Regions from separate parts of the Homo sapiens genome. Here region 2 is linked to region 1. Evidence: chromatin loops called from intact Hi-C (ENCODE). Cell type or tissue: gastrocnemius medialis. All regions are shown on one strand. Links, peaks and the distances in the headings refer to the core of each region. The heading gives the core; the rest is flanking DNA. Region 1 overlaps GTF2I (general transcription factor IIi). Region 2 has its middle 22 kb from the start of MIR10525.

What was found. A loop is a pair of places that touch in the nucleus more often than their neighbours do. Peaks named below come from ENCODE experiments on the same cell type or tissue, not always from the same donor. Only the 100,000 strongest peaks of a DNase experiment are listed, where the experiment ranks them.
Region 2: it touches region 1 in a loop (2.5-fold over the local background); 10 of 110 quality-filtered maps call a loop at or near these places.

Annotation. Positions count from the first base shown.
Region 1 is chr7:74,668,990-74,678,882 of GRCh38, forward strand. The region is part of intron 1 of GTF2I (general transcription factor IIi); the gene reads left to right. Among named protein-coding and RNA genes, the nearest start is that of GTF2I, 16 kb to the left of the region's middle. In gastrocnemius medialis, for the core only: no CTCF peak of the experiment used is centred there; a DNase peak (open chromatin) is centred at 5,331; H3K27ac peaks cover 6,076 bases.
Region 2 is chr7:74,613,442-74,623,334 of GRCh38, forward strand. No RefSeq gene overlaps it. Among named protein-coding and RNA genes, the nearest start is that of MIR10525, 22 kb to the left of the region's middle. RefSeq lists enhancers at 3,402-3,967, 3,968-4,532. In gastrocnemius medialis, for the core only: no CTCF peak of the experiment used is centred there; a DNase peak (open chromatin) is centred at 4,040; H3K4me3 peaks cover 328 bases; H3K27ac peaks cover 972 bases.

The DNA of each region.
Region 1 (9,893 bases), core at 1,293-9,292:
TCTCCCAAAGTGCTGGGATTCAGGTGTAAGCCACCACGCCCGGCCCAAAAGAAGGGATCTTTTATCATGTCGGGAACAGTAACTATTCATTTATTCAACATACTGATGGGCTCATCCTATGAGGCCTCAGAACACAGCATGTTTCTTGGAAAATACTGGCATGGGCAAATGACATTGTTGAGAGCTTCAGGATAAAGAATCTTTTAGTTTAGTTTGTATATCCAGACTAGTTTAGTTTTTTTTTTTTTTTTTTTTTTTTGAGACAGTCTCGCTCTGTCTCCCAGGCTGGAGTGCAATGGCACAATCTCAGCTCAGTACAACCTCCACTTCCTGGGTTCAAGCGATTCTGGTGCCTCAGCCTCCTGAGTAGCTGGGATTACAGGCGTGCACCACAATGTCTGGCTAATCTTTGTGTTTTTTGGTAGAGAACGAGGTTTCATCATGTTGGCCAGGCTGGTCTCAAACTCCTGACCTGAAGTGATCCGCCCGCCTAGGCCTCCCAAACTGTTGGGATTACAGGCGTGAACCATCGCTCCCAGCTGGAAGGTGACTTTTTTTTTTTTTGAGACAGTGTCTCCCTCTGTTGCCCAGGCTGGAGTGCAGTGGCACGATCTCGGCTCACTGAAACCTCCGCCTCCTGTTCAAGCTCTTCTCGTGCCTCAGCTTCCTGAGTAGCTGGGACTACAGGTGCACGCCACCATGCCCAGCAATTTTTGTATTATTAGTAGAGACGGGGTTTCACCATATTGGCCAGGCTGGTCTCAAATTCCTGACTTTGTGATCCACTCACTTCGACCTCCCAAAGTGCGGGGATTACAGGTGTGAGCCACCGTGTCCGGCCAAGGTGACTTTTTAAAGTTAAATTTTAAAACGATCTTTGAGGAGTAAATTTGACATAAGCAGGTGTTCATGCACAAATGCCTTAAAAGGTACACATACTTCATTTCAAAGCAGTTATTTATTTTGACACTTGTCTCATTAATTTTCCTGCTCTCTCAGAAAATAGGTTATTTTATTTAGCCGTGATAATTAATGCAGTTTGTTGGGAAATAAGCTATTTTCAATTTACCAGGCTTGGATTTGGTGAGTTTTTATGTAAATTAATAGATATATGTACATATATTTTTAAAATAACTATTTTAGTGAAGTTTAAATTATAAATGCTTGCTCATTCACTGAATGCTTTTGTGATGCACTTTATTAAGAATTGACATGCATTCTGATAACAACTTTGTAAGGTAAGTATGCAGACTGTTGTCATTTTCCAGACTAGTAAATTTGGGATTAAAGAATCCCAGGGTCACCTGTAAGATTTGAGACAGGACTTGAATTCAGAACTTTTGCCTGATTGCAAAGCTCACCTTCCTAATAGCTTTGCTCTGTTGCCTGCCTTCTGTGAACAGTGCTTTTAAAAAAGTAAAGATTGTCGGGTGTGGGTGGCTCACGCCTGTAATCCCAGCACTTTGGGAGGCCGAGGTGGGTGGATCATCTGAGGTCAGGAGTTTGAGACCATCCTGGCCAACATGGTAAAACCCCGTCTCTACTAAAAATACAAAAAATTAGCCAGGTGTGGTGGCATCTACCTGTAGTCCCAGGTACTCGAGGCAGGAGAATTGCTTGAACCTGGGAGACGGAGGTTGCAGTGAGCTGAGACTACGCCACTGCATTCTAGCCTGAACGACAGAGTCAGACTCTTTCTCAAAAAAAAACAAAAAAAAAACAAAAAAAAAAAACACCTCAAGAACAAAGTAAAGATGGACCTTTAGATAATAGCTACTTGATTTTCATTTTCTCTTCCAAATGGTTTTTCCAAAATCCAACTGAGTTTTAAATTTGGAGTCATGTCAAAGGGACACATTCTTTGTGTATTGGCAGAGTAAGCTGCTGCTGTTTAAAAATCTGGACTATCAATTTAAAAGTATAATTAATACATATGCAAAAATGGTGTCTTAAACTGTGGTGCAAGGAAAATAGGTCTTTCCGAATAGCTGGTAAGATTTTTCCTTGTTTGTTTTTTAAGGATGTTGTTTTGGCTACTGTGAAACTCAGAACTCAGAGCTGAACTTGTGATCCACTGATTGGGCAGATCCTTTTTTTTTTTTTTTTTTTTTTTTTGAGACAGAGTCTCACTCTGTTGCCCAGGGTGGAGTGCAGTGGCGTGATCTCAGCTCACTGCAACCTCAGCCTCCTAGGTTCAAGTGATTCTCTTGCCTCAGCCTCCCGAGTAGCTGAGATTACAGGCGTGCACCACCACACCCGGCTAATTTTTGTATTTTTGGTAGAGACAGAATTTCACCATGATGTCCAGGCTGGTCTTGAACTCCTGACCTCAGGTGATTTGCCCACCCTGGCCTCCCAAAGTGCTGGGATTATAGGCATGAGCCACTGCACCTGGCTAGATCTTTTCTTTATTATTTTGTCATTCTTTCCTTCACCTGGCTTTTTAAAAAAGTTAAATTTAGCTATTAGCTGTCTGAAGTGTCTTGTTTTTTTTTTTTCTTTAATGGGGTCACCATACTATAAAGCTTTAAGTACGAATACAACACAGTTGTAAATCGTTTCAAATCTTAACCCTTCAAATTTATTTTATTTTTTCTTGAGGGATATTTGTTATTTATTGATGTAAGTGCCAGCTTTATTTCAGCAGATAGAAATTAACAATTTTGTATCTTAAAATGTCAGCATACGCCCCTAGAAAAATTTCACAGCCGGCTGGCCATGGTGTCTCACGCCTGTAATCTGAGTACTTTGAAAGGCCACGGTGGGAGGACTGCTTGAGCACGGGAGTTTGACACCAGCCTGGGCAACATAGTGAGACCCTGTCTCTACCAAAAAATCAAAAAAATTAGCCGGGTGTGGTGGTGCATTCCTGTAGTCTCAGCTACTAAGAAGGATGAGGTGGGAGGATTGCTTGAGCCCAGGAGGTTGAGGCTACAATGAGCCATGTCCCTGCCACTGCATTCCAGCCTGGGTGACAGAGCAAGACCCTGTCTCAAAAAAAAAAATTCAAACCCTTGATTTAAAAATCAATCCTGATCAAAGATTTGGCCTAGGGATTTCTTATTTTATTTGGAAGTACTTGCCATTCATATATATGTATGAGTTATATATATTCATATATATATGAGTTAAAAATTAAAGTCAAATGAACTAAAATGAGTTCTTTGGCTCTATTTCTTATCTGCTGAAGTGTATATGTTAATATACATTAATATAAATCGTGATAGTTTATATCCTGTTATTAAATATTTGTAAAACAGAACCTCTGGCCGGGCACGATGGCTCTCGCCAGTAATCCCAGCACTTCGGGAGGCTGAGGCGTGCAGATATTGCCTGGGCTCAGGAGTTTGAGACCAGCCTGGGCAACATGGTGAAACCCCGTCTCTACTAAAATTACAAAAATTAGCCAGGAGTGATGGTGCACCCCTGTAATCCCAGCTACTCGGGAGCTGAGGCAGCAGAATCACTTGGACCCGGAAAGCAGAGTTTCCAGTGAGCCAGGATCGTGCCACTGTACTCCGGCCTGGGCAACAGAGTGAGACTCTGTCTCAAGAAAAACAAACAAACAAACAAAAAAAAACACAGAGCCTGTGAATTGCTGACCTAATTTATTTTCCTTGGGAAAATACCTAGTAAGCCTATGGAGATAAACTCTTAGAATTGAAGTATTGTTCATTATAAGCAAGGCATACAGAAGTCCTGCCTATTCCAGGTCTAGTGTAGTCTCTGGAGAACTTATCTTTTCTAAGATACTATGTACAGTAAACAGGAAGCTCTCTGTTGGAGGATATGTCAGAGCTGGAGATTGGACTAGAATACTGAAGACAATATCGACAACAATGACATTTTTTGAGAGTTTATGAGTTTACTGTTTTGTTTTTTTTCTTTTGAGACAGAGTCTCATTCTGCTGCCCAGGCTGGAGTGCAGTGGCACGATCTCGGCTCACTGCAACCTCTGCCTCCTGGGTTCAAGCGATTCTCCTGCCTCAGCCTCCCTAGTAGCTGGGACTACAGGCGCGTGCCACCACGCCCGGCTAATTTTTTGTATTTTTAGTAAAGATGGGGTATCACCGTGTTAGCCAGGATGGTCTCCATTTCCTGACCTCATGATCTGCCCGCCTTGGCCTCCCAAAGTGCTGGGATTACAGGCCTGAGCCACTGCCCCGAGCTGAGTTTACTGTTTTAAGTGCTACCTGCATTAACATCTTTAATCCTCATAGCAATCCTGAGATGTGAGGTAGGCACTATTATGATCCCATTTTAAAGTTGAGAAAAATGAGGTTAACTAATCTGAAAAATATAGTAAGGGACAGTGTTAATATAAAACTAGGCAGCCAGACAACTCCTGCTCTTAACTGCTATGTGGTTTTTGGATTTGTTTGTTTGTTTGTTTTTGTTTTGTCTGAGATGGAGTTTCTCTCTTGTTGCCCAGGCTAGAGTGCAATGGTGTGATCTGACCTCAGCTCACTGCAACCTCTGCCCCTCAGGTTCAAGCAATTCTCCTGTCTCAGCCTCCCGAGTAGCTGGAATTACAGGCATGCGCAGCCATGCCTGGCTAATTTTGTATTTTTAGTAGAGACAAGGTTTCTCTGTTAGTCAGGCTGGTCTCGAACTCCTGACCTCAGGTGATTGCCTCACCTCGCCCTCCCAAAGTGTTGAGATTACAGGGATGAGCCACCACGCCCGGCCTCTTTTTTTTTTTTTTTTTTTTGAGACCAGTCTTGCTCTGTCGCCAATCTAAAGTGCAGTGGTGTGATCTCAGCTCACTGCAACCTCCACCTCCCAGGTTCAAGCGATTCTCCCGCCTCAGCCTCCCGAGTAGCTGGGATTACAGGCACCCACCACCACACCCAGCTAATTTTTGTAGTTTTAGTAGAGACAGGGTTTCACCGAGTTGGCCAGGATGGTCTAGATCTCTTGACCTCGTGATCTGCCCACCTCGGCCTCCCAAAGTGCTGGGATTACAAGCGTGAGCCACCGCGCCTGGCATAAAACTATTTTTAAAAGAAGAAAAATAGCTACAAAATTTAAAAAGCAGGTAAAATGTACAACTAATATAAACCAGCTAGTGATCTATGACTTTTTTTTTTTTTTTTTTTTAACAGGGTCTTGTTCTGTCTCCCAAGCTGGAGTGCAGTGGTGTGGTCATAGGTCACTGCAGCGTCGAACTCCTAGGCTCAAGTGATCCTCTTGCCTCAGGCTCCTGAGTAGCTGGGACAACAGGCGTGTACCACACCTGGATACTTTTTAAATTTTTGGTAGAGAAGGGATCTCACTCTATTGCCAAGCTGGTGTCGAACTCTTGGTCTTAAGCAGCCCTCCCACGTCAGCATCCCAAAGTGTTGGGATTTCAGAGGTGAGCCACGGCGCCCAGTCTGAGTCACTTTTAAACTTAGAAAATAGTTGCAAGAACAGCAAATAAACAAAACTTGCTCACATATCTTTCACGTAGAGACTTGCATTCAAGTTCTGCCCATCGTTTTGGTGATGGATGTCCTTTATTGCAAGACTGTAATCCAGGATCACATTTCCACCCAGTTTCCTTGCCTCTCTAATATACTTTTTTGAGATGGAGTTTCACTCTTGTTGCTCAGACTGGAGTGCAGTCGTGCAATCTCAGCTCACTGTAACCTCTGCCTCCCGGTTTCAAGCAATTCTCCTGCCTCAGCCTCCCGGGTAGCTGGGATTACAGGCATGAGCCACCACGCTCAACTAATTTTGCATTTTTTTTTTTTTTAGTGGAGACGGGGTTTCTCCATGTTGGTCAGGCTGGTCTTGAACTCCCAACCTCAGGTGATCCGCCCACCTCGGCCTCCCAAAGTGCTGGGATGATGGGCATGAGCCACTATGCCCAGCCCTCTAATATATATATATATTTTTTTGAGACGGAGTTTCACTCTTTCACCCAGGCTGGAGTGCAGTGGCACCATCTCAGCTCACTGCAACTTCTTCCTCCTGGTTCAAGCGATTCTCCTGCCTCAGTCTCCCAAGTAGCTGGGATTACAGGCACCTGCCACCACACCCAGCCAATTTTTGTATTTTTAGTAGAGATGGGGTTTTGCCATGTTGGCCAGGCTGGTGTCGAACTCCTGACCTCAGGTGATCCACCCACCTCGGCCTCCCAAAGTGCTGGGATTACAGGTGTGAGCCATCCATCCCGGCCTAATATACTTTATTTTAGAACAGTTTTTCAGTGTTTTGAGTTTCATTCATGCCCTTGACCTTTTTGAAGACTAGAGGCATTTTTATAGACTGTCTCTTAACTCAGGTTTGTCCAGTGCTTCCTCATGCTTATATTGAGGTTAAGCATTTTGAGCAGGAATATCCATGTTTTCCTTGCATTTTGTTGGGTGGGACGTGGTGTTTGTCTGTCTGGAGACTAGTGTTAACTTTGATGACTTGGTTACGATGGGATGTGCCATGTTCTCCTTTTTTTTAAAAGAATGAATATTTTTAAAAGAAGAAAAGTAGCTATGAACTAGTATTTTGTGGTACAATACTTTGGCAAAATGAAAATATCTCCTTTTAGTATTGAGGAATCCTATTTCTTTGAGAGGCTGTTTTTTTTGGGGGGGGCAGAAGGTCAGTTCATAGACTTAAATACCATTATAGTTGTTGTCTAAGCCCTTGAAAACTTAATGTTTTTCTAAAGTTTAAATTTGTAGATAATGGAATTTGAAAAATATTTAAAATCGGATTAAATTTTACAGTGTATAGTGTGGTTTGAAAGAGAATGGGGGGCTGGGCGCAGTGGCTCACACCTGTAATCCCAGCACTTGGGAGGCCGAGGTGGGCAGATCACTAGAGGTCAGGAGTTGGAGACCAGCCTAGCAAACATGGCAAAACCCCGTCTCTACTAAAAATACAAAAATTAGCTGGGCATGGTGATGGGCGCCTATAGTCCCAGCTACGCAGGAGGCTGAGGCAGGAGAATCGCTTGAACCCGGGAGGCAGAGGTTGCAGTGAGCCAAGATCATGCCACTGCACTGCAGCCTGGGTGACAGAGCAAGACTCCATCTAAAACAAACAAACAAACAAACAAACCAAATAAAAAGACAGAGAATGGGGAATTGAGGACATCTAGTCAGTTGGATAGATCTGGATTCTATTCTTAGCAATTCTGTGATCTTGGGCAATTTACATTGTCTTTTAAGTTATCAGCTGTTCTTAGGTTATAAAAAGATCCATTTTGTAAATTGTGTCAAGCAGATGTCGACCATTTATAATAAACTTATCAAGATATGAAGTTAATTTCTTTGCTGTCATTCGAAAGACAAACTGATAGGGTCAGCAAACTACCTTAAACATGTTCTCATTAAAACAAAAATTAAAAACACAGCTCCTATAGCCAGACGTGGTGGCAGATGCCTGTAGTCCCAGCTAATTGGGAGACTGAGGTAGGAGGATCCTTTGAGCCCAGGAGTTTGCAGCCATCTTGGGCAACATAGTGAGACCCTTATCTGAAAAACAAACAAACAAACAAACCAAAACCCTAGCAAAGCACATTTTCTATAGAAGCTACTCAGTGGACATAATTAAAACAAATGGTAGTATCTTGAAAAAATTAAGACATTTAGTGTGAACCACATGTCTAGAAAAAAAAATTAAATAGAAAACATTAAGATATTTACAAAGTCTGTGTTTACAATCTGAACTGATTATATTAAATGTATACTGACATTTTAGGGATGAATAAATTTCCTTCTGAAAAACAGATTTTAGTTTTGGCTTTTAGTACTTAATAATTATAGGGAGAACATGGAAATATTAAATACCAACAATTTGGCTGGGCATGATGGCTCATGCCTGTAATCCCAGCACTTTAGGAGGCTGAGGCGGGCAAATCACTTGAGGTCAGGAGTTCAAGACCAGCCTGGCCAACATGGGGAAACCCTGTCTCTACTAAAAATACAAAAAAAGCTAGCTGGGTGTGGTGTCAGGTGCCTGTAATCCCAGCTACTCCGGAGATCCAGCCAGGAGAATTGCTTGAACCCAAGAGGTGGAGGTTGCAGTGAGCCGAGATTACGCCCCTGCACTCCAGCCTGGGCGACAGAGTGAGACTCTGTCTCCAAAACAAAACAAAAACAAAACAAAAAACCGAAAAAACCCCAACAGTTTCAGAGATGAAAAGATTTAGGCGGCCTAAAAGATTGCCAAAATGTAGTATTACATGATAATCTAAACTAGTTTTAATGCAGCTGAATCCTGGTTTAGACTAAAGTCAGCTGATTGAACTACTAGTATTAGATCTTTTGGATTTATTTTAAGCACTATTTTAGGACAAAATATCTAACATTTTACTTGATGAATTTTAACTTTTTCTTACCACTCATTGTTTTGAAGAAATTACTTTGTAAAAGTTTGAGATGTCACTAATTTTTCCCTTGGCATTAAGCGATACATGAATTCATTTTATTCTTCTGACTGAGGATGTTTCTGTTAGTGTATACATTCAAGAATATGATGATGCCATTAGTCATTTAATTTTGTTGAAACTTGGCTTTAGTGGCTGTTAATAAAATGAATTGGTTGGCCAGGTGTGGCACTTTGGGAGGCTGAGGCGGGCAGATCACCTGAGGTCAGGAGTTCCAAGACCAGCCTGGCCAACATGCTGAAACCCCATCTCTACTAAAAAAAAGAAAATTAGCCGGGCGTGGTGACATACACCTGTAATCCTAGCTACTCGGGAGGCTGAGGCAGGAGAATTGCTTGAACCCAGGAGGCGGAGGTTGCAGTGAGCCAAGATCACGCCACTGCACTCCAGCCTGGGCGACAGAGTGAGATTCTGTCTCAAAAAAAAAAAAAAAGTAAATTTGGGTTTTACAGTTTTTCCTCTTATACAAAAGATAACTGGAGACTAGATCTCAAAGAATGAAGACAGCTGGAAAGCTGGAAGACACCAGAAAACCAAGAAAGAGAGAACTTCCCTGAAATACTGGCCAAGGCAGAAGTGCATCCACCAGTACTGCAGACTCACCGCTGTAGTCCATTTTTTGGAATAGGGGGACAAAAACTTAGGTTTGGACGGAAAATTTCTCTGGTAAAAGTATTATTTCTGTCTGTCTCTCTCTCTCTCTCTTTAATGGACACGGGCTTACTCTGTCACCCAGGCTGGAGTGCAGTGGTGCCATCATGGCTCACTGCAGCCTTCACCTCCTGGGCTCAAGCCATCCTCCTGTCTCGGCCTCCCAGAGCGCTGGGATTACAGGTGTGAGCTACTGAGCCCGGCTTTTTTTTTTTTTTTTTTTTAACTCAAGCCTGTTGAATAATTACAGAATTGAATACCATTACCTGTCTTAAATACTGTCTTCCAGGGACAATATCCTAGTGGCAATTATTTTAGCTAATTTTGAAGGTTTTTCTCAGTTTTTATTCATCTAAGCATCTAGGGGTTTAGTGATTATTGTCTGAATGCAAAACATTGAGTTAAGAAAGATACTGATTTTTGCAGTCTTGAGTTTATCTCGCCTTCCTTAAGTAAAGGTGCAGTGTAGATCTTCATTGCTTATTACAAGTAAAAATAGTAGCCTGTAGAAATTTGTGCAGAAGAAAATAAAATAATGGGCCTGGTGTTTCTCATCAGTTTAAATCCATTTCACCTTCGTTGAGACTGAGTCTTCAGTCTTTTAGGTGGCGAGTCAAGGTTTTACTAATTTAAACTATTGTCTAAATTCAGGGCTGTCTTTCATTGTTAAAGGAGATAGTTTGCCTGACAGTACCTGGAAGCAGTGTTTTGTGACATAAGTAATGTGTTCACCTAGATAATCGGTCTGTAACCTACTCATATATATATATTTTTTGAGACAGAGTCTCGCTCTGTCACCCAGGCTGGAGTGCAGTGGCGCGATCTCGGCTCACTGCAACCTCCGCCTCCCGGGTTCAAGCAATTCTCC
Region 2 (9,893 bases), core at 1,005-9,004, 56 kb before region 1:
GACCTCCACCTCCCAGGTTCAAGCGATTCTCCTGCCTCAGCCTCCCAAGTAGCTGGGATTACAGACACCTATCACCAGGCCCACCTAATTCTTGCATTTTTAGTAGAGACAGGATTTCACCATGTTGGCCAGGCTGGTCTCAAACTCCTGACCTCAAGTGATCTGCCTGCCTCAGCTTCCCAAAGTGCTGGAATTACAGGCATGAGCCACCACGCCTGGCCACAGCTAATTTTTTTTAATGTTTTGTAGACAGGAGTCTCACTATGTTCCCCAGTCTGGTCTCTAACTCCTGGCCTCAAGGGATCCTCCTGCCTTGGCCTCCCAAAGTGCTAGGATTCCAGGTGTGAGCCACCACCCCTGGCCCAGAATGCTCTTTTCTTCTTCATAGCCTTCAGGCTTCATGCTGAGAACAGAGTCTCACTCTGTCACCCAGGCTGGAGTGCAGTGGTGCGATCTTGGCACCCGCCTCCTGGGTTCAAGCAATTCTCCTGCCTCAGCCTCCCAAGTAGCTGGAACTACAGGCATGCACCACCATGCCTGGCTAATTTTTGTATTTTTATTTTATTTTATTTTATTTATTTATTTTTGGATATGGAGTCTTGCTCTGTCACCCAGGCTAGAGGACAGTGGTGCCATCTTGGCTCACTGCAACCTCCCCCTCCCGGGTTCAAGCGATTCTCCTGCTTCAGCCTCTCAAGTTGCTGGGATTACAAGTGCCTGCCACCTCGCCTGGCTAATTTTTGTGTTTTTAGTAGAGACGGGGTTTCACCATGTTGGCCAGGCTAGTCTCAAACTCCTGACCTCATGATCCACCTGCCTCAACCTCCCAAAGTGCTGGGATTACAGGCATGAGCCACCTCATCCGGCCGACCCCATCTCTAACATAAAAATTTTCTTAAACTGGTGGGGCCTTTGGGAGGAGATAAGGTGATGAGGGTGAAGCCTTCATGAATGGGATTAGTGCCCTTATAAAAGGGACCTGTTTAAGCTTGTTTGCCCATTCCACCATATGAGGACATGTGAGAAGGGACCATCTATGAGAAACGGTTCCCTTACCAGACACCAAATCTGCCAGCACTTTGACCTTGGACTTCCCAGCTTCCAGAACTGTCAGAAACCTGCCAGGCGCAATGGCTCACGTCTGTAATCCCAGCACTTAGGGAGGCCAAGGCGGGCAGATCACTTGAGGTCAGGAGTTCAAGACCAGCCTGGCCAACAGGGTGAAACCCTGTCTCTACTAAAATACAACAAAATTAGCTGGGTGTGGTGGCACACACCTGTAGTGCCAGCTACTCGAGAGGCTGAGGCAGGAGAATCGCTTGCACCTGGGAGGCAGAGATTGCAGTGAGCCAAGACTGAGCCACTGAACTCCAGCCTGGGCGACAAGGCGAGACTCTGTCTCAAAAAAAAAAAAAAAGAACTGTAAGAAGAAAACGCTTGTTGTTTATAAGTCACCCCCCAGTGTATGGTATTTTTGTTGTAACAACCCATATGGACTAAGATACTTGGGTTGGCTGTCAGGGCCAGGAAGTAAAAGTGACCATGTTGTCTTCCCAGGAGGCCATAAGCCCATTGCTAAGGGAAATAAGCCATCAAGAACAATTCAATGGCCGGGCACAGTGGCTCACGCCTGTAATCCCAACACTTTGGGAAGCCGAGGCGGGTGGATCACCTGAGGTCAGGAGTTCGAGACCAGCCTGGCCAACACAGTGAAATACCGTCTCTACTAAAAATACAAAAAAAAAAAAAAAAAAATTAGCCGGGCATGGTGGCAGGCAACTGTAATCCCAGCTACTTGGGAAGGTGAGACAGGAAAATCACTTGAACCCGGGAGGCAGAGGTTGCAGTGAGCCAAGATCAAGCCACTACACTCCAGCCTGGGTGACAAGAGTAAAACTCCGTCTCAAAAAAAAAAAGGAACAATTGTATAATCCCACTTATGTGATATATCTAGAAAAGGTAAATTCACACAGACAGAAAATAGAATAAAGGCAACTAGAGATCAGGAGAAGGGGATATGGAGAGTTAGCGTTTAATGGGTAAAGAGTTTCTGTTTGGGGCCGGGCGCAGTGGTTTACATCTATAATCCCAACATTTTGGGAGGCTGAGGCAGGTGGATCACTTGAGGTCAGAAGTTCAAAACCAGCCTGGCCAACATGGCGAAACCCGTCTCTATTAAAAAAAAAAAAAAAAGAAAAGAAAAAGAAAAAATTTGAGACTCTGTCTCAAAAAAATAAATAATTAATTTTTTTAAAAATACAAAAATTAGCCAGGCCTGGTGGCACATGCTTGTAATCCCAGCTAATGGAGAGGTTGAGGCATGAGAATTGCTTGACCCTGGGAGGTAGAGTTTACAGTGAGCTGAGATTGAGCCATTGTACTCCAGCCTGGGCAAGAGAGCAAGACTTCATCTCAAAAAAAAAGCAAGTGTAGAAGAAAGAGTGGAAGGCAGTGTAGAAATATAAGTAGTAATTATCTTTCAGTAGTGGGATTATGAGTGTTTTTATTTTTTCCTCATGCTTTTCTCTTTGTATACTTTTCTTTTTCCTTTTTTTTTTTTTACATTTTTCTAAAATTAGCACATATTACACTTCTAATCAGGCAAAAATCAATGAGCGTTTTTTGGTTTGTTTGTTTTTAGACAAGGTCTCATTCTGTCACTCAAGCTGGAGTTTGGTGGCATGATCATAGCTCACTGCAGCCTTGAACTCCTGACCTCAAGCGATCCTCCTGCCTTAGCCTCCCAAAGCACTGGGATTACAGGCGTGAGCCACCATGCCTGGCCAACTGTTGTTTTCCCATAGCACATATTGTGCTTTGAATCAGAGTTGGCTGATACATGTCTCTTTCCCTTTGTCTTCTCTCGCCCCGACCGTGCACTCAGCGCCTAGAAGGCAGAAGCCATCTATGACCGTGGGGACCAAAGTGACACTCTGGAAATAGGGCGCATAAGGAGAGAGAGTGTGTGTTTCAGCAGCTGCTGCAGACTGCACCATCTAACCCTGAGCTGCTGTCACCCAAGAAAAGTGAAACTCATTTCTTATTTAAGCCACGGTTTGCAGGAGCTGAATGCAATCCTGACTGATCACCATATGCTCCATTTTCATTAAGCTAGAAAATTAGCCAGCCATGGTGGTGCATGCCTGTGGTCCCAGCTACTCCGGAGGCTGAGGCTGGAGGATCACTTGAGCACAGCAGGTAGAGGGTGCTGTGAGCTATGATCGTGCCACTGTACTCCAGCCTGAACCACAGAGCAAGACTCTGTTTCATAAAAATAAAGAGAAAAGGTAGAAAAATTACGTGTGTATGTGTGATCACTTACATGAGCATAAAGATGCTGAAGGATACATATCTTGCCATTAACATTGATAGTCAATATCAAGGGATAAGATTAGAGACAATGGAGAGATTATGAGGTTTCTATTTTTTAATTAATTAATTAATTATTTATTTTGAGGTAGAATCTCGCTCTGTCACCCGGGCTGGAGTGCAGTGGTGTGATCTCCGCTCACTGCAACCTTTGCCTCCCAAGTTCAAGCGATTCTCCTGCCTGAGCCTCCCAACGGCGAAACTCAGTCTCTACTAAAAATACAAAATTAGCCGGGCGTGGTGGCAGAGTGTGGTAGGTGCAGGCCTAGGGAGACTGAGGACATGGAAGGTTCGGTGGAGTTTTCCAGTTTGAGCCCAGGCCACCAGATTCAGAGTTGCTCCAAATTCCTTGGTGCAAAGGGTCAGGCTCCAGTTCCATTAGCCTAATGCAGCAGGCATCCAGGAGACCGGCAGGGCCCTGCCTGGGGACATGAGACCCAGAGGGGCAAGTGCAGCCTGGCAGAGGAGCAGAGTGACAGCTGTGGCATGTGGCGCTGGCCCCAGGCTCCCCAGAGGTGTGCCCTGGCTCTCATGAGCAGACCCAGTTACCTGCCCTGCTCTGGGGCTCTGAGATGGTGGCTGGATCCCATCTTACATGCAGCTGAGCTGGGCTGGGGCACACAGGAGCCAGGCGTGTGCCCAGTAACAAACAAAACCATGTGGCCATGCTTGCACATGATCCATGTCTTCTTGGTCAGCAGCTCTTTGCTGCTCAGAGCCTTCATGGCGCCTGCCCTGTGAAGCCACGTGGTGGGGACGGGGGTGGGGATCACAGTGCTGCTGGCCCAAACCCCCTCCCACACCCCTGCCTCCCTGCTCCTATTTCCTCTCTCGAGGCAGCCAAGGGTTTCCTGTCTTTCTGGCTGTCTGAGCGGCTTCCTCATTTATCTCTCAACATCTTGCAGCAGGTGCCATCGTTCCTTCTGTTCTTGGAAACTCAGACAGGCTGGGACCAAGCAGAGATCCGTGGGGATTGTTCAAAGGAGAGATGGCAGAGGGAAATGGCAGTGGGGTTAGTTTTGCAGGACCCAGCTAGGTTCTGGGGGAGCCAGCAGAGAGAAGGGTTTCTTTCTTTTCTCTCTCTGCTTTTTTTTTTTTTTTTTTTTCTGTTTTTAGAGACAGGGCCTTGCTCTAACACCCAGGTGGAGGCGCAGTGGCGTAATCACAGCTCACTGCAGCCTCGACCTCCCAGGTTCAAGTGATCCATGATTCTCCTGCCTCAGCCTCCTGAGTAGCTGGGACCACAGGCACACGCTACCATGCCCGGCTAATTTTTATTTTTGTAGAAATGGGGTCTCACTATGCTTCCCAGGCTGGTTTCAAACTCCTGTCCTCAAGAGGTTCTCCTGCCTTTTGGGGCCAAATTCCTGAAACCTGGACTGACTCCTGTGCCCCCTCCTCCTTTCTGACCCAGTAAAAGTCTTCTCTTTGCAGCTTCTGCACAGGGACCAAGTGAAATTGCTAACACGGGTCGGGCGCAGTGGCTCACACCTGTAATCCCAGCACTTTGGGAGGTTAAGGTGGGTGGCAGATCATTTGAGGTCAGGAGTTTGAGACCAGCCTGTCCAACATGGTAAAATCGCGCTGGGTGCGGTGGCTCACGCCTGTAATCCCGGCACTTTGGGAGGCCGAGACGGGCAGATCACGAGGTCAGGAGTTCTAGACCAGCCTGACCAACATGGTGAAACCTTGTCTCTACTAAAAATACAAAAATTAGCTGGGCCTGGTGGTGGGTGCCTGCAATCCCAGCTACTCGGGAGGCTGAGGCAGGAGAATCGCTTGAACCCAGGAGGCAGAGGTTGCAGTGAGCCGAGATCATGCCATTGCACTCCAGCCTGGGCAACAGGGCAAGACTCCATCTCATAAAAAAAAAAAAAAAAAAAAAAAAAAAGAATTGATTAAATGCCAACATGGTGAAATTTCATCTCAAAATACAAAAATTAGCTGGGCATGGTGGCACACACCTGTGGTCCCAACTACTTGGGAGGCTGAGGCGGGAGAATAACTTGAACCTGGGAGGCGGAGGTAGCAGTGAGCCAAGATCATGCCACTGCACTCCAGCCTGGGAGACAGAGTGAGACTCCAGCTCTGAAAAAAAAAAAAAAAAAGCAATTGTTAACAGAATCGTGGCTCCGAAAGTAGGGTTGCCAAATAAAATACAAGAAGCCTAGTCAAATGTGAATTTCAGATGAACAACAAATAATTGTTTTAGTGTAAGTTATGTCCATATATTGCAAGGAACATGATTGCACTCAAGAATTATTTGTTGTTTATCTGAAATTCAAATTCAACACAGCATCCCCTATTTTTATTTGCTAAATGTGGCAACCTGATCCTAAAACGGCTCAGCTTTCAAAGTTCTAATCAGATTTCTCAGAAAGGAAAGAGAGGGAGAAGGAGAGGGAACAAAAGAACAAATTGCCCCCTAAAGAAAGAAATCACTCCGTGTGCCTGAGCAATTGAGGGGCTTCCTCCTGCAGGCCCAGACACAGATGCCCCAGGAGAGAGGGCCAGGCTGTGTGAGACACTTAGGTGCTAATACTGGTTCAGCCACCAACTTCCCACCTCCCTGTAGGTCATCCCCGGGCAGTGGTTGGGATTCCCTGAGCTCCAGGGCACCTCCTCGCTGAAGATTCACAGGCCCCGGTGTCCTGGGTGCTGTCATTCATCGCACTAGTTCCCAGCACCCCCTCTGTCTGCAAAGGTCAGGCCCTGGGAGAGGAGTGAGACTCCTGGGCCCCCGAGCAGCTGGCTAGCAGGCAGATACAGACCCATAAACAGATCTCCAAGATCCAAGGGGGCAGAATTTCTGCCTTCTCCTTTAGACAGAGAGTTAGTCCCTGCTGAGCCCCGCACCTGTTCTCTCCCCTGTGCCAGCAGCCACTCAGGGATCTGCAGGGGCTGCCTACAGGTGATACTGGCTGCAGTGGCCCTAACATCGTCGACAAAAAAAAGCTCTCCATGGAGGCTGGGCGCGGTGGCTTACGACTATAATCCCAGCACTTTGGGTCGTTGAGGCGGATGGATCACCTGAGGTCAGGAGTTTGAGACCAGCCTGGCCAACATGGGCAAACCCCGTCTCTACTAAAAATATAAAAATTAGCCAGGCAGCTGGGCGAGGTGGGTCATGCATGTAATCCAGCACTTTGGGAGGCCGAGGTGGGTAGATCACCTGAAGTCAGGAGTTTGAGACCAGCCTGGTCGACGTGGTAAAACCTCGTCTCTACTGAAAAAAAAAAAAAAAAAAAAAATTGGCCAGGCGTGATGGTGGGCGCCTATAATCCCAGCTACTTGGAAGGCTGAGGCTGGAGAGTCGCTTGAACCCGGGAGCCAGAGGTTGTAGTGAGCCGAGATCGCGCCATTGCACTCCAGCCTGGGCGATAAGAGAGAAACTCCATCCCCCCAAAAAAATTAGCCAGGCATGGGCCGGGCGCAGTGGCTCATGCCTGTAATCCCAGCACTTTGGCAGGCCAAGGCCAGCGGATCACCTGAGGTCAGGAGTTCGAGACTAGCCTGGCCAACATGGTGAAACCCCATCTCTACTAAAAATACAAAAATTAGCCAGACGTGGTGGAGGGCGCCTGTAATCCCAGCTACTCGGGAGGCTGAGGCATGAGAATTGCTTGAACCCAGAAGGCGGAGGTTACAGTGAGCCAAGGTCACACTACTGTGCTATAGCCTGGGCAATAGAGCAAGACTCAGTCTCAAAAAAAAAAAAAATTAGCCAGGCATGGTGACAGCTGCCTGTAGTCCCAGCTACTTGGTAGGCTGAGGCACAAGAATCATTTGAATCTGGGAGGCAGAGGTTGCAGTGAGCCGAGATTATGCCACTGCATTCCAGCCTGGGCAACAGAGCGTGACTCCGTCTCAAAAAAAAAAAAAAAAAAAGCTCTCCATGCAGTCCCCTCATTCTTTCTTTTTTTTTTTTTCTTTTAGCATTAGGATCCTTCCCTGTCCCTCTCGAGTAGCTGGATTACAGGCTCCTGCCACTGCGCCTGGCTAATTTTTGTATTTTTAGTAGAGACGGGGTTTCACCATGTTGGTCAGGCTAGTCTCAAACTCCTGACCTCGTGATCTGCGCGCCTCAGCCTCCCAAAATGCTGGGATGGTAGGCGAGAGCCACTGCGCCCGGCAATCCTTGTCTTTTTATTATTGAGTTATAGTTCTTTACATATCTAGATACAGTCCTGGATCAGATATATGATTTGTAAAAATGGTTCCCTGTTCTGAGATTTTCTTCTCACTTTCTTGATGGTGTCTTTCAAAGCATAATTTTTTTTTTTGAGACGAAGTTTCGCTCTCGTTGCCCAGGCTGGAGTGTGCAATGGTGCAATCTCAGCTCACCACAACCTCTGCCTCCCGGGTTCAAGCGATTCTCCTGCCTCAGCCTCCTGACTAGCTGGGATTACAGGCATGTGCCACCAAGCCCAGCTAATTTTGTATTTTTAGTAGAGGTGGGGTTTCTCCATGTTGGTCAGGCTGTTCTTGAACTCTCGACCTCAGGTGATCCGCCCACCTCGGCCTCCCAAAGTGTTGGGATTACAGGCATGAGCCACCGCACCCAGCGTTTTTTGTTTTTTTAAATAGAGCCTCGCTCTGTCGCCCAGGCTGGAGCACAGTGGTGCAGTTTCAGCTCACTGTAACTTCCATCTCCCACGTTCAAGTGATTCTCCTGCCTCAGCCTCCCGAGTAGCTGGGATTACAGGCATGCACCATCACGCCTGACTAATTTTTGTATTTTTAGTAGAGATGGGGTTTTGCCGTGTTGGCCAGCCTGGTCTGGAACTCCTGACCTCAGGTGATCCACCTGCCTGGGCCTCCCAAAGTGCTGGGATTACAGGTGTGAGCCACCGTGCCCGGCCCCTGTTTGGTTTTAAAAGGACACATTGATCAGCACAGATGTTCATCACTGGGCTATTTATAATAATCAAATAGAGGCAATATCTAAATGTTCCACAGTAGAAGATGGTTAAGTGGATGTTGATGACAATGATGATGATGACAACGAATATTCCTCATGGCTTATTCTGTGCCAAACACTGTGCAAATGACCTTATATGAAAATTATCGGCCAGGCATATTGGCTCACACTTGTAACCCCAGCACTTTGGGAAGCCGAGGCGGGCGGATCACCCAAGTTCAGGAATTTCGAGACCAGCCTGGGCAACATGGTGAAACCCCATCTCTACAAAAAATACAAAAATTAAAAAAAAAAAAAAAGAAATACAAAAATTAGCTGGGCGTGGTGGCACGTGCCTCTAGTCCCAGCTATTCAGAGACCAAGGCAAGAGAATCTCTTCAGCCTGGGAGGTGGAGGTTGCAGTGAGCCAAGATCACACCACTGCACTCCAGCCTGGGTGACAGAGCAAGACCTTGTCTCAAAAAAAGAAAAAAGAAAAAAGAAGTGGGGGCGGAGGGGAGGGGAGGAGAGGGGAGGAAAGGAGAGGGAAGGAGAGAAGAGGAGAGGAGAGGAGAAAAATTACTATTAAGCGTAAGTTATCATTTTCCAACCTGATAAAGGGCATCTACAGGCTAGGCACAGTGGCTCATGCCTGTGATCCCAGCACTTTAGGAGGCTGAGGGAGGAGGGCTGCTTGAGGCCGGGAGTTCAAGCCTAGCCTGGGCAACACAGCAAGACTCCATCTCTACAAAAAAAAAAAATTTTTTTTAATTAGCCAGCCGCAGTGGCACATCCCTGTGTTTCCACCTACTCAGGAGGCTGAGACAGGAGGATCTCTTGAGCCCACAAGTTGGAGGCTGAAGTGAGCTATGATCACGCCACTGCACTCCAGCCTGGGCAACAGAGCAAGATCCTCTCTCAGAAAGAAAGCAAAACAGGAGAAAATTTGGACACAGAGGCAAAAGGAAGACTAGGTGGGGAGACTCAGCAAGAACACCATGTGAAGGCGCATGTTTGGAGCAATGCATCTACCAGCTGACGAATGCCAAAGGTTGCCAGGAAACCACCAGACCCTAGGACAGAGGCATGGGACAGATTCTCACCATCATCCTTGTCATCATCACCCACTTAACACAGCCTGCACAGGGAATCAACCCTGCTGACATGTTCACTTTTGGGCTCTGGCCTCCAGACCTGCAAGACAATAAACTACTTTTTTGTGTGTGTTCAGACAAGGTCTCACTCTGTTGCCCAGGCTAGAGCACAGTGGCACAATCTCAGCTCACTGCAACGTCGGCTTCCCTGGTTCAAGCGATTCTCGTGCTTCAGGCTCCTGGGTAGCTGGGATTTTAGGCGCGCACCACCATGCCTGGCTAATAGTAAACTTCTTTAAAAAGGATGGCCAGGCATGGTGGCGCATGCCTGTAATCCCAGCTACTCGGGAGGCTGAAGCCAGAGGATCACTTGAACCTGTGAGGCAGAGGTTGCAGTGAACTGAGGTTGTGCCACTGTGCTCCAGCCTGGGCGGCAGAGTGAGACTCTGTCTCAAAATAACAATAATAATAATAAAACACACACACGCAATTATTACCAAAAAACTGATACGGTGCTACATCAGTAAATA